4 separate regions of the Homo sapiens genome follow, and regions 1, 2 and 3 are each linked to region 4. The links are chromatin contacts, found by Hi-C or POLR2A ChIA-PET in ENCODE. All regions are on one chromosome and are shown on one strand. Each heading gives the region's core, a stretch centred on a gene start or an enhancer-like site at or near the end of the contact. The rest is flanking DNA. Distances are from core to core; before and after follow the strand shown. Region 1 has its middle 150 kb from the start of LINC01309. Region 2 overlaps ITGBL1 (integrin subunit beta like 1). Region 3 holds the start of ANKRD10 (ankyrin repeat domain 10). Region 4 holds the start of ARGLU1 (arginine and glutamate rich 1).

What was found. Hi-C counts contacts between places; a loop is a spot of excess contacts on that map. ChIA-PET counts read pairs that join two places held with the same protein, here RNA polymerase II (POLR2A). Pooled maps may share reads with other maps.
Region 1: a pooled map shows a loop between it and region 4 (4-fold over the local background). The contact joins the enhancer-like site here to the promoter of ARGLU1 in region 4. A Hi-C loop is called at or near these places in 5 of 37 single-sample maps with no recorded cell type and 4 of 50 pooled maps.
Region 2: a map of CD4-positive, alpha-beta memory T cell shows a loop between it and region 4 (6-fold over the local background). The contact joins the enhancer-like site here to the promoter of ARGLU1 in region 4. A Hi-C loop is called at or near these places in 2 of 168 maps with a recorded cell type or tissue (CD4-positive, alpha-beta memory T cell and naive thymus-derived CD4-positive, alpha-beta T cell), 1 of 37 single-sample maps with no recorded cell type and 8 of 50 pooled maps.
Region 3: a map of B cell shows a loop between it and region 4 (22-fold over the local background). The contact joins the promoter of ANKRD10 here to the promoter of ARGLU1 in region 4. A Hi-C loop is called at or near these places in 4 of 168 maps with a recorded cell type or tissue (B cell, CD4-positive, alpha-beta memory T cell, GM12878 and 1 more), 3 of 37 single-sample maps with no recorded cell type and 12 of 50 pooled maps. POLR2A ChIA-PET finds 5 or more read pairs at or near these places in 1 of 52 experiments (GM12878).

The regions. Positions count from the first base shown.
Region 1 is chr13:103,271,257-103,274,594 of GRCh38, reverse strand. No RefSeq gene overlaps it. Among named protein-coding and RNA genes, the nearest start is that of LINC01309, 150 kb to the left of the region's middle. Within about 2 kb of position 1,679, at least 2 of the 41 ENCODE cell types and tissues checked have a DNase peak (open chromatin) inside an H3K27ac peak, as active enhancers do.
Region 2 is chr13:101,625,526-101,628,850 of GRCh38, reverse strand. The region is part of intron 7 of ITGBL1 (integrin subunit beta like 1); the gene reads right to left. Among named protein-coding and RNA genes, the nearest start is that of ITGBL1, 170 kb to the right of the region's middle. Within about 2 kb of position 1,655, at least 5 of the 41 ENCODE cell types and tissues checked have a DNase peak (open chromatin) inside an H3K27ac peak, as active enhancers do.
Region 3 is chr13:110,913,602-110,916,838 of GRCh38, reverse strand. ANKRD10 (ankyrin repeat domain 10) reads left to right here and starts at 1,770. Exons shown (of 6, transcript NM_017664.4): 1 at 1,770-2,114. The coding sequence starts at 1,905. RefSeq lists silencers at 929-1,088, 1,219-1,878, 2,149-2,518 and enhancers at 456-1,130, 2,629-2,758, 2,482-3,158.
Region 4 is chr13:106,566,810-106,570,130 of GRCh38, reverse strand. ARGLU1 (arginine and glutamate rich 1) reads left to right here and starts at 1,994. Exons shown (of 4, transcript NM_018011.4): 1 at 1,994-2,558. The coding sequence starts at 2,212. RefSeq lists enhancers at 1,853-1,922, 1,933-2,052, 1,728-2,638 and a silencer at 2,533-2,832.

The DNA of each region.
Region 1 (3,338 bases), core at 430-2,929, 3.3 Mb after region 4:
CTCAGTCAGAAACCTTATTTCTTGCCATGGTTTCTGCGCAACTTGTGTTCCTTTTCTAGACTGAGTCAGAACACAGGTGCACACGTTAAAAGAAAAAAAAAATGTGCAACAGCTCTAAGTATAGGCAGGTTTGCAGTGAGATGATCAAACACATCTAAGGTTCCCAGGCAAGTAAGTTAAGGCAGAGAGATCCCTGGCCTAAGACACAGCAGGGGATTATTACACAGGTGAAACCTCAGGTCATCTTACCCTGCAGGCTGTGTGCACCATACTTCTTCCCTAATAGTCCATCTCTATGTGAGCTTCTAGAAACTTGACTCTCATGTAAATCTGTTTGCATTTTTCTCTCTCCTGATCTGCTTTATAAACAGGATTTCACACTGGAAATATTGTATTACTTCCTTTCAGGTGACTATTGTTATTCTACACATTTAAAATTCATAAAATACTTTCAATGATTCAAGGGAAATTTTGCTTGGGTAGGTTAGGGTAATATTTGTGTGGTTAAAAATGAAAAATGAGCACTATTTCTCCACCCACCATTCTTACAGTAAAGTAGATAAAAATAGACATAAAAACTCTTAGAACTTAAATTGTCAACACAAATTAATTCACTTGCTCTGACTTTGGCAGTCAAACAGAAGCAGGAATTCACCTTGACTAGGCTCAGCCTCCTCCCTAGACATTATCCCAGGATGTGGATCTGCTAGAACACTGCTGACACTGGCCAGGCATCTGCTTTGAACTGATCTCATCCTGTCTTCTCCTGGCTCCATAAGCCTTGAGCAACTAAACTTTAAAATATTCACATTCTAGAATGTCAATCAAAATGGTATCCCAAAGGTATAAGCTATCCAGTTTTGCATTTATAAACTTTGAGTCTTTAAAATATATCTGAATCCAATCATCTGCAGGTCACTGGACAAATATTTACAAATATTTATTAGTCTCTTCTTATGTGTCAGAAAGTCTTTTTGATTCTGAGAACAGCACAGACACAGGGTTCCTGCTCTCAGGAGGCTTATACTCCAGTGAAGCTCCATAGACATTCAACTAGTAAACAAATGTTGAACAATTCAAACTGGGGTGACTGCTACTAAGGAAAGGAATAGGATAGGAAAGGAAAGGAATAGGCTGATACAATTAGATAAGTTAGATAAGTTATAACTTAAAACACTGAGGAGACTCGTTATTCAAACAAGCATGATTGTCTATCCTTCCATAAGTAGGTAATTTGTTAGTATTATCAAGAATTCTACATATTTGATGCATTTTGCTCAGAAGTTAAGTCCCTATATAACCATACTTTTTAATTGTTGAAAAATTGTACATATTAACTGTGTACATGTTTTGAAGTATATATGCATTATGAAATAGTTAAATCTAGTTAATTAACAAATGCAATACCTCACAGAATTATTGTTTTTGTGGTGAGAACACTTAACATCCACTCTCTGCCTTTTTAAAATTAACTATACATATTTTTCATTTAATTGTAGTAGGAACACATGAGATCTGTCCTCTTAACAAAATGTTAAGTGTACAGTATTGTAAACTATAGTCATTATTGCCATGCAGATTCTAGGACTTACTCATGTTGAATCACTGAAACTTTGTACACTTTGACTAATACCTATTTCCCCTCCTCCAGCTTCTGGCAATCACCGTACTCTGCTTCTGTGAATTTCACTATTTTAGATTCCTCATATAGGAGGTATCATGAGATATTTATCCTTGTGACTGGTTTATTTAACATCATGTTCTCAAGGTTCATCCGTGTTGTTGGATCTAGCAGGATATCTTTATTTTTTTAAGGCTGAATAATAGTCCATTGTGTGTATGTACTATATTTTCTTCATTCATTCATCTGTTGATGGGCATTTAGGTTGTTTTCTTTCCTTGGCTATTGTGAACAGTACTGTAATAAACAAGGGAGTGTAGATATCTCCTTGAGACCCTGATTTCATTTCCTTTGGAGATATAACCAATAGTGGGATTGCTGGATCATACGGTAGTTCTATTTTTAATTTTTTTTGAGAAACCTTCATACTCTTTTCCGTAATGGCCATACGAATTTACATTCCCACCAACAGTATGCAAAGGTTTCCTTTTCTCCACATCCTCATCAACACTTGTTATCTTTTGTTTTTTGTTTGTTTTCTGCAACATGGTCTGCCCTAGGTTGTCCAGACTGGAGTGCAGTGGTACAATAATGGCTCAGTATAGCCTCAAACTCCTGGGCTCAAGCAATCCTCATTCCTCAGCCTCCTAAGTAGCTGGGACAATAGATGCATGCCACCACTCCCAGTTATTTTTAATTTTTTGTAGAGACAGGGTCTCACTTTTTTACTCAGGCTGGTCCTGAACTCCTGATATTAAGTGATCCTTCTTCCTCAGCCTCCCAAAGTGCTGGGATTACAGGTATGAGCCACCACGCCTGGCCGTATCTTTTGTATTTTTTGATAATAGCCATACTAACAGGTATGAGGTAATATCTCATTGTAGTTTTGGTTTATGGTTTTTTGATAATTAGTTTGGTTTACAGCTCCTGATAATTATAGACATATAAAATGGTCAATGGGTACATCAAAAGATGTTAAGATCAAAAGATGTTCTTCTTTTTAGAAATGTCTATTCAGGTCCTTTGCCCATTTTTAAGTTATTTGTTTTCTTGTTATTGAGTTGAGATTTTTATATACTTTGGATATTAAGTTCTTATCAAATAAGTGGTTTGCAAGTATTTTCTTCCATTCCATATGTTGCCTTTTTACTATGTTAATTTCCTTTGCTGTGCAGAAAATTTTAGTTTGATGTAGTTTCAGTTATCTGTTTTTTATTTTGTTGCCTAAACTTTTCATGTCCTATCTAAAAAAGAATTGCCAAGACCAGTGTTTTCTTAGTTTGTGCCACTATAACAAGATACCTGACACTGGGTAATTATAAGCAACAGGCATTTGTTGATCACACTTCTGGAGGCAGGGAAGTCAAAAATTAAGGCACCAATACATTTGGTGTCTAGAGAGGGCTCCTTTCTGCTTCTAAGGTGGTGCCTTGTTGCTGCATCATCTGGAGGGGAAGAATGCGGTGTCCTCACATGGTAGATGGGACAGAAGGGCAAAAAGGGTGAACATTGTATGAAGCCTCTTATAAGGGCCTTAATCCATTCACAATGGAGGAGCCCTCATGACCTAATCACCTCCTGAAGGCCCTACCTTTTAATACTATTATATTGGAGATAAAATTTTAACATAAATTTTGAAGGAAAAAAAACATTCAAACCAGAGTAGCTGTCCTAAAGCTTTTTCCCGTATGTCTTCTTCTAGGAATTTTACAGTTTC
Region 2 (3,325 bases), core at 406-2,905, 4.9 Mb after region 4:
TTGCCTCTTACTCTAATCAACCTTCTCTAAACTATCCACAGAACATTTATGAAAAATAGAGATATCCATCATATACTAGATCATGTAAAAAGCATTGAAATATCAAGAGAGGGCTGGGTGTGGTGGCTCACGCCTGTAATCCCAGCACTTTGGGAGGCCAAGGTGGGTGGATCACGAGGTCAAGAGATCAAGACCATCCTGGACAACATGGTGAAACACAGTCTCTACTAAAAATACAAAAAAAAAAAAAATTAGCTGGGTATGGTGGTGCACGCCTGTAGTCCCAGCTACTCGGGAGGCTGAGGCAGGAGAATTGCTTGAACCCAGGAGGCAGAGGTTGCAGTGAGCTGAGATCATGCCACTGCACTCCAGCCTGGGTGACAGAGCGAGACTTTGTCTTAAAAAAAAAAAAAGAAAAAGAAAAAGAAAAGAAAAGAAATATCAAGAGAACAAAAAGATAAGTCATAGACAAGGAGAAAATATTTGCAAAAGACATATCTGATAAAGTTCTGTTACTTAAAATATACAAATAACTCCTAAAACTCAACAATAAGAGAAAAACAATTTAAAAATGGCCCAAAGATCTTAACAGATGCCTTATTAAAGAAAACATACAGATGGCAAACAAGTACATAAAAAGATGTTTCATATTATATATTGTCATCAGGCAAATGCAAATTAAAACGATGAAATACCACTATACGCTTGTTAGAATGGCTCAAATCCAGAACACTGAAAACACCCAACACTGGCAAGGATGTGGAGAAAACACAGACTTTCATTCATTGCTGGTGGGAATGCAAAATGCTACAGCCTCTTTGGAAGACAGTTCAGCAGTTTCTTACTGAACTAAACATACTATATGATCCAGCAATCACACTCCTTGTTATTTACCCAAAGGAACTGAAAACTTAATGTCCACATGAAAACCTGCAAACCAACGTTTACAGCAGCTACATTATAATTGCCGAAACTTGGAAGCAACCAAGACGTCCTTCAGTAGGTGAATGGTTAAATAAACAGTGGTACATTCAGACAAGGCAGTATTACTCAGCAATAAAAAGAAGTGAGCTCTCAAGCCATCAAAACACACTTAAAAAACTTAAGTGCATATTCGTAAGTGAAAGAAACCAATCTGAAAAGCCTACACACTGTATGACACTCTGGAAAATGCAAAACTATGGTGACAGTAAAAAGATCCGTGCTTGCCAGGGGTTGTAGGGAGAGAGGGGTGAACAGGTGGAGCACAGGGGATTTGTAGGGCAGTGAAACTACTCTATATGTTACTGTCATGGTGGGTACGTGTCATTATAAAATTTACCAAACACATAGAAAATACAATACCAAGAGTTAATCCTAAGGTAAATTATAATAATTACTTTGGGGGATAGTGCTGTGTAAATGTAGGTTCCTGACTTGTAACCAATAGACCTACTGTGGTGGGGTGGGGGATGATGACAGGGGAGGCCATGCATGGGTGAGGGCAGGGAGTATATGGGATCTCCCTGTACTTTCTGTTCAGTATTACTGTGAACTTAAAAGTGCACTAAAAAATAAAGTGTATTACAAAAAGCATTGAAATATCACATGTTTTCTACAAGCTATGGTCTGTGGTCATAATTCCAAAAAAACTTGTAAGAAATATAAAAAAAAATTACATGAAAGAGGAATCTTATAACTCAGACTACACTTTGAGAAGCAGTGAAAATGAAAGTAAAACATGAAACCTGTTACAGAAATGAGTGAAACAGAAAACCGCAAGTTTCAATCCTTATTTAATTCTCGTGTTTTATCTTTATTTGCAGACAAGATGAAGGAGTCTCCAAAAGGTTAAATGACCTACGCAAAGTCATACAGCCTATAAGTGTCTGAATCAGGATTTCACTCAGATCTTCTGCCTCCTAGTCCAGGGCTCTTTTTAAGATATACCAGTGTCTCCCTATTGAAGAAACACTAAGATTAAATTTGGAAAACATTTAATTAGCTAAACCCTTAACTCTAAAATGTTGTTTTCATATTTTAAGGTTTCTGAAATTAGGATCAATTTTAAAATGATTTCTTTATAAAAAAAGATGTACTCCTATTGTCTGAGAATTGGCACATTAACATCAATAAAAATATCTACTGATTAGATTTTCTCCACAACGAAATTATCTTTAATAATAATGTGTGCAGCTGGATTTTAATTTAAATTCAAATCCTTCATTTGTATTAAAAATAGCTTTAGAAAGCACTGAAAAAGGCCATCATATATGCAAAGGACTGTCACAAGCAAAGCAATGCAGATAAAGGTAGTAGAAACTGCCAGGTTTCCTGGAGTAGATGGTACTTTTTAGAGATAGATGAAAGATCTGTCTGATTCAGCAAAAGGGCTATCTCTCGGGGACTCACATCAATCAGTCCCAAGCTAACTTCTAAGGTAAGCTGCTTATTTCGGAGAAAATTGTTATTCACTTACAATGACATTTTTCTAAAATTAAAATGTCCACAAAACTCATTCTTTTCTGTGCCATTAAATTGTAGTGTAATTTTCAAAGTGCTTAATAGATCAAAGATGATGAGAAAGGCTATAAAAATCCATGGGTGGTAGTGATCTTCATTTTAAAATAGCAAAAGCATTCCAGAAAAGTTTGTAGACACTGTCTATGAAGACTACAAATCACCTGGGATCTCTTTAGAATGCAAATTCTGATTAACTGGGTCTGAAGTTGTATCTGAAATACAATTTGATGCTGATACCGTTAGTCTACAAACCACACTTTGAATAGCAAAGGTACAATGGTTAAGAGGCCCATCAACTCAATGAGTCGAAGTTCTACCATTTATTAGCCATGTGATCAGATCCAAGCCATTCCCTTAAGTTCTCCTTTCTCCCTGGGTAAAAGAGAAATCTACCGCATTTTAAAAATACATTATAGGGTTGATGAAAAATACATGTGCAGTCTTTAGAACAGTGTCTAACGCATCATTAAATGCTCAATAAAATTAGCCATTACTGGCCGGGTGCGGTGGCTCACGCCTGTAATCCCAGAACTTTGGGAGGCCGAGGTGGGTGGATCACCTGAGGTCAGGAGTTAAAGACAAGCCTGGCCAACGTGATGAAACCCCGTCTCTACTAAAAATACAAAAAATTAGCTGGGCATGATGGCAGGCTCCTGTATTCCCAGCTACTCAGGAGGCTAAAGCAGGAGAATCGCTTGAACCCAGGAGACAGAGGTTGCGGTGAGCCTAGATCGTGCAATTGTACTCCAGCCTGGGCAACAAGAGTGAAACTTCATCTCAAAAAAAAAAATTAGCCATTACTATTATTAGAAATAAAATACTG
Region 3 (3,237 bases), core at 521-3,020, 4.3 Mb before region 4:
AAGATGGAAATCAGGGGGATATATTTTAAAGAGATTAGATTAAAATCAACATGGCATGTGAGAAGAAAAATGATTACGTTCTAGAGTAAACAAAACCTGAAATGAGTTTATAGTCTATTCTCACCCTTTTGGTCCAAACAAAAAAGTATTGCTTGATTATTCTTTCCTGCTTCACTAACAGATTACAAACTCCCTGGGAGAAGATAGATTCTATGTGTCATATTTTCCATTCATTAGCAATTGCTCACTGAATTGAAATATTTGCTACTTCCCCACTATAGAGTGTTTCTCAATGTGTTTCATTCAGCATTGTACTCAACAAATGTTTGCTGTATGAAGACATGTCTGTGTTGAGTGTTTACACCACTAGTTAACAACTTCCCTTTGTTAAATCTTAGGTTTCTATTTTTTCGTTTTATTAACCAATGCTGCAATATGCTTTCTCGTGCATCAGTACTTCCCTAGACATCTAATTGCCTTGTTCAATTTGTGACGTAGAATTTTGCAAAAAGGAAGTTTACACAGCGAAAAACTATATATACAAATGAAATAAAATACATGATTTAAAAAGACCGCATATTTAGAAGCAAAGGAAATATTCATAAACATTGTGGTTATTCCTCAATAGTGAAATTACTGATGCTTTCATAATCAGAATAAAATTACATATGTAATAAAGTCCGTGATACTGTCATTCAAAATAGGGGATTTGGTACTCCCTTACATTTATACAGTTCTCAACAAAAAGCCTTTTATTGTTTGCTCTGTCTGGTCTTCTCGCTTATCTCTTAAACTTGCAAACGTATAGTCCTAGCCCACCGCACTCGGTTCCGAAGAAGGCGTCCCTCGGACAAAACCGAGGAATCTGTCCTGCTCTGTAAGGAACTAGGGCTTGCTGATTCCCAGATTTTAACGAGAATCCCTGCTCCCCGTAGGCGCTCCATAAATTTTTACTGGACAACTTCACCGCGCGCTACTGGGCCTCCGGGAGACCCGTGACTCCCACCCGCTCTGGGCGCGGGCCCGCAGAGCCTCAACCCGCGCCCCCGGCAGCCGGGATTCCCCGCCCGGACCGGCTCCCAGGCTGGAAACATCATGGTCCGCACCCGGGGCGCAGCCGAGACCCACCGCGCCGGAGGCCCCGGGACCCGCTCAGACCGCTGCTTGGCCACTCTACGCCCCTGAGCCCCCCACACAGCCAGCCCCGTGACCTCCGAGCCCCGTGACCTCCGAGCCCCGTGACCTCCAAGCCCCGGAAGCCGCTGTAGGCAGCGGCCCAGCCAGGCCCCGCCCCCTCCACCGGAGCTCCACGCGTCAATTCCAGCCAGGCCCCGCCCCCGGCCGCCCCAGGCGTGGACCCAAGCCAGGCCCCGCCCTCTGCCTGGCTACTCCAGGCGCCCACCGCCCCAGGCGTCCTCTAGCCCAAGCCCAATGCCCGGCTGCTCCAGACGTCGACAGCCCCATGCCCCGCCTCCTAATCGGCTGCTGCTGGCGTCCTCTGGTCCAGGCTCCGCTCCCTACCCGGCTGCTCCAGGCATCCTCTAGGCTAGACCCCGCCACCTACCGGCCGCTCCAGGCGTCCGCAGCTCCAAGCCCCGCCCTCCGCCCGGCTGCTCCAGGCGGCCTCCGGCTCAAGCCCCGCCCCCTGCCCGGCGGCTCCAGAGGTCCGCGGCTCCAGGCCCCGACCCCTGCCCGGCTGCACAAGGCGTCCTCTGGGCCAGGCCCCGCCCCCAGCCCGGCCGCTCCAGGCCCCGCCCCGCCCCCTCTGTGCGCGCTCCGCTCGGCAGCCTGTGGGACGCGACCGCGGCGCTAGTCTCGTTCCTTTGTGCTGCGGCGGCGGCTTCTCGAGTCCTCCCCGACGCGTCCTCTAGGCCAGCGAGCCCCGCGCTCTCCGGTGACGGACCATGTCGGCGGCGGGAGCGGGCGCGGGCGTAGAGGCGGGCTTCTCCAGCGAGGAGCTGCTCTCGCTCCGTTTCCCGCTGCACCGCGCCTGCCGCGACGGGGACCTGGCCACGCTCTGCTCGCTGCTGCAGCAGACACCCCACGCCCACCTGGCCTCTGAGGACTCCTTCTATGGCTGGACGCCCGTGCACTGGGCCGCGCATTTCGGCAAGGTGGGTGCGAACGCTTTAAGGCGCCATTTTCCCCGGCTGTCCAGTGGGAGTCGGGGAAAGCGGGTCTGAGGTGCGGGGGACGTGGGGCGTGCCGGGATCGCGGGGCGGAAGCGGGATCGACGGCGCCTGTGCCCCGAGGGGCCTAGGGCGCCTGTGCGGCAGCGCTCGCGGCCCGGAGTCGCGGCGGGGCAGCCGGGGGGCGCGGGGCGGAAGCGAGGTCGGTGGCGCCTGCGTCCGGAGGGGCCTAGGGCGCATGTGCGGCGGCGCGCGTAGCAAGTTTCTAACAAGGCGGGCTCCAAGGGTCCCGGCGCCTGTTGGCCGGATCCTGTGCGAGCGCGCGCGCGCGCGGATGGTGCGGGGCCCTCCAGGCCGGGCCGGAGGCGCGAGCGATTTCGCAGAGCCGGGTATTAGGCCGCGAAGTCGCCCAGGCGGCTTCCGGGGAGCCGAGCTGGGGTCAGAGGCGCGCGGGGAATGCCCGGGCGCGGTCGACCTTCTGGTTCCGCACAGCCTCGCCAGTAGCCGAGGGCCGCGCTGCGGACGAGCTCAGCCGAGGAGCAAGCGCCCCGGCGGGACTGGAAGGCCCCGGCAGCTGTGTGGGATGGAGGCCGGCTCTCCAGCTTCTGGGTTTGCTTTAAGGCTTGTAGCTGGCCCCGCTTCAGCAAAATTAGTGACGGCTGTGTTTATCTTGGATCTAAATTACTGCAGAAGTGGTTAAATTAAGCAGAATTCTCTTCCCGTGGAGGCTTTACGTTCCCCTCTTTTTTCTTAAACTGAAAATTCTGGGGGAACACAGTGCTGCTTTAAGGTTTTAAAAGGTTGGATAGCTACCGTTTCCTCATCTGTGAAGTCGTTGGGGTACTTGCTCTCAGAAATCTTAAATAAGATTTCACCGTGCATTTCAGAAGTGACTGGTTTTAATTAATATTTCTTAATTCACTGAAATTCAGGGATGTGTATAGTGTTTTTCTCGTAAGTGATGAGATGGGGTTAAATGGTTTTGCAGAAATATGTGAGAGGTAATGTGAAATAAGTTACTTTAAGAAGGCCTGGCCCTGGTAATGTCGTTACCAGCTGATGAAGTTGCGGTTTACCTTGCTGCCCCTGGTGCTACATTCACAAAGCA
Region 4 (3,321 bases), core at 745-3,244:
GTTGGAGCCTAAAATCCACTATAATAACATTAAGAGCTGAAGCCGTTTTGGAAGTGATTAAGAAATGAGGCTCCACCCTCTTGAATGGGAATAGTATCCTTACAAAAGAGGTTGACAGGAGTGTCCTAGTTCCCCCCCCTTTTTTTTTGCCCTTTTGCCTCCCATCCCTTCCCTCATGTGAGGACACAGTGTTCGTCCCCTTCTGTGGACCCAGCAAAACAAGGCACTATCTTGGAAGCAGATAGCAAGCTCTTATCAGACACTGACTCTGCTGGTACCTTTATCTTGGACTTCTTAGCCTTCAGAACTCTGAGAAATAATGTCTATTATTTATAAATCACTCAGTCTAAAGTATTCTGTTATAGCAGTGGAAATGGGCTGAGATAGGCACTAATTCCAGTTATGAGGTTAGAGCCCTCATGACCTAATCAATATCCCAAAGCCCCACCTTTTAATACTATTGCACTGGTGATTAGGTTTCAACATATGAATCTGAGGGAACACAAACTTTCAGACCCTAGAAGTGCCACTAAAAGAGAGCTCAGAGAGCTAGCTTTCCCCTTCTATCATGTGAGGGCACTGTGAGTAGGTGCCTTCTGTGAGTCATCTGTGAATCTCTGGGTCCTCACCAGCGACCAGATTGGCTAGCACCTGGATCCTGGATTTCCAACTTTCAGAACTGTGAGAAATAAATTTGTTGTTCATAAGCTGCCTAGTTTATGATATTTTGTTACAGCAGTCAACACAGACTAATACACTACTCTTCTTTGTTTCCAAGTTTTCTTGATAATTAATTATGTGATCTTCCATATAAAACTTAAAATTAATTAGTTCTAAAACACATATCCCCAAGAGAATTTGGGACTCTCATGAGAATTGCACTAATTTTGTAATTTGACTTGGGAAGAATTGACAGTATTTTTGATACTGACTACTCACCTAAGAATACAGCATGTTTTACATTTACTAGGGCCTTATTACTGCCTTTTCAGTAAAGGTTTATAATAAAGATTGTGTAACTTGTTAAAGTTTATCCCTAAGTATTTTATGGTTTCTGTTGCCATTGTGGAGGAAATATTATTTCATTTTTAATATGTTTTTGCTTATTCAAATAATTCTAATTTTTCTTCTACTTACTTAAGCTTTATTATTGCACTCAATTTTAAAATTGAGGCACCTAGATTTTCAAGGGTTCCTGTCATCTGCAAATATTAACATTGCCTTTTCCTTTTAGGTCTTAACAATGACACAGTTTGTTGTGCCACATAGGGACGAAGCTTTTCGTGGCTAGGGTTGAGGAGGGCTTGCTGGTTATGTGCAAGGGCTTTGCACAATATGATCTAGGTTCACGTCCCTGCTCTGTCACCTACTGGTTGTGTGACCCTTATTTAACCTCTGTGGACCTCAGGGTCCTCATCTCTGAAACGTGGATAATAGTAGTACTTAATTCAGAATTGTAAGAATTAAGCACTTGTTAATACATTAAAGCATTTAGAAGGCACATTAAGCCCTATAGTAAGCATTAGGTTACATTCATCAAAACCTGCTGCCTACTTACCTCCTGCAAGTCTCATAAGCACTTCAGAAAGTGTGGTGTCTCCATTCTACGAATGAGGAAACTAAGTCCAAGGCAGCAAGTGATGAGTGCAGGGTCACTTGGAGATACATTTTAGGGCTGCCCCACAAGACCAGCTCCTAGAAAATAATGCAATCAATCAACTTCTGCGAGGCCGGACTTAAATCCCACTAAAACGTGCTTAATTCATTCAACAGGCGTTGGCATCTTACCAGGGAGGAAAAAAAAAAAAAGAGTACGCCAAGGCGAAAAGGAGAGTCTCCATCTATTGCGTCTCAGGCTTCCGCCAAGACTGGCGGAAAAAAACGAGTCCGCTCCGAAGCGCTCGCCTGCCTTCGGCAAAAATCGTCAGGAGGCGGGGCCCACGCTTCGGCACGTTTCGCGCAGGGCATTGTGGGAAGGGCGGCCGGTGCAGCCGCAGCTGCCATCTTAGGGGCGCCTGGCGCTACGGGTTTCTCGTTGGAGGCGGCCTTCGTGGCAGCTGTAGACGCCGGGAAAAGGCATAAAGTCCGTTGGCCGACACCTTTCTTTCCTCCGGCCTCGGTAGAACCGCCAGCCCGCGTCCGAAGGCGGAGGCGAGGGGAACTGGCCGCGTGAGGGGCCTGAGGCGAGCGGTTAGAGCGTCTCCCGGAAGGATGGGCCGGTCTCGGAGCCGGAGCTCGTCCCGCTCCAAGCACACCAAGAGCAGCAAGCACAACAAGAAGCGCAGCCGGTCCCGGTCGCGATCCCGGGACAAGGAGCGCGTGCGGAAGCGTTCCAAATCTCGGGAAAGTAAACGGAACCGGCGGCGGGAGTCGCGGTCCCGTTCGCGCTCCACCAACACGGCCGTGTCCCGGCGCGAGCGGGACCGGGAGCGCGCCTCGTCCCCGCCCGACCGCATCGACATCTTCGGGCGCACGGTGAGCAAGCGCAGCAGCCTGGACGAGAAGCAGAAGCGAGAGGAGGAGGAGAAGAAAGCGGAGTTCGAGCGGCAGCGAAAAATGTGAGTGCCCGCGCGGGGAGGGACCGGGGCGTGCGGAGAGCAGGGCGCGGGGCGAGGGCGTGGGGCCGGGGCGGGACGGTGCGGGCCGGGAGAATGGCGGGGACGGTCCGGGGCTGGGGACCGGGCGCGGGAACGGGTCGGAGAGGCGGCGGCGGGGCGGGCAGGCTTGGCGTTTGGAAAGCTTGGGGTGGGACAGACCCAGAAGTTGTTCGGGATGGAAAATTCGAGGGCTTGAGCAGAAAGGGTTTAAGAGAAGGCGATTTTGGCGCGAGAGAGGAGTGGTGTCCCGGAAGTAGGGGTGGAGTTCGGAGTGAGGTCGGAGAGCTGCGTTGGCTTGTGAGGCCGGGAGCGAGCCGGCCTGCAGATGTGGAGGGTGGTGAGCGTTTGCTGGTCGGCTTGAGGAGGAGAGAGAAGGGAATTAACCTTTGAGATGCGAATCACAGCTGGCCAGAAGCATTCTATTGAAGCTCAAATTTGGGACAGGACTTAACTAATCTCGGGAATCATACACTTTAGGTGGTCCGCCAGAAAAATGCATTTTCACTTTAGTGTATTCCTGTTGTTAAGGTGTTGGGATTGCTTTTTTCCCCTTGAGCCTACACCCTCACCCCTTCCTTGAGATGTTAAAAAAAAAAAGCATAGACCTTAAGTGTACAGTGCGATGAGTTTTTTGACCTTTGAATTCACCTGTGTAATCACCATCCCAAAGCCTACCGCTTTTTTAACTTGCTTTCTATTCCTGTAGCAAACACGTGCAGTTTTG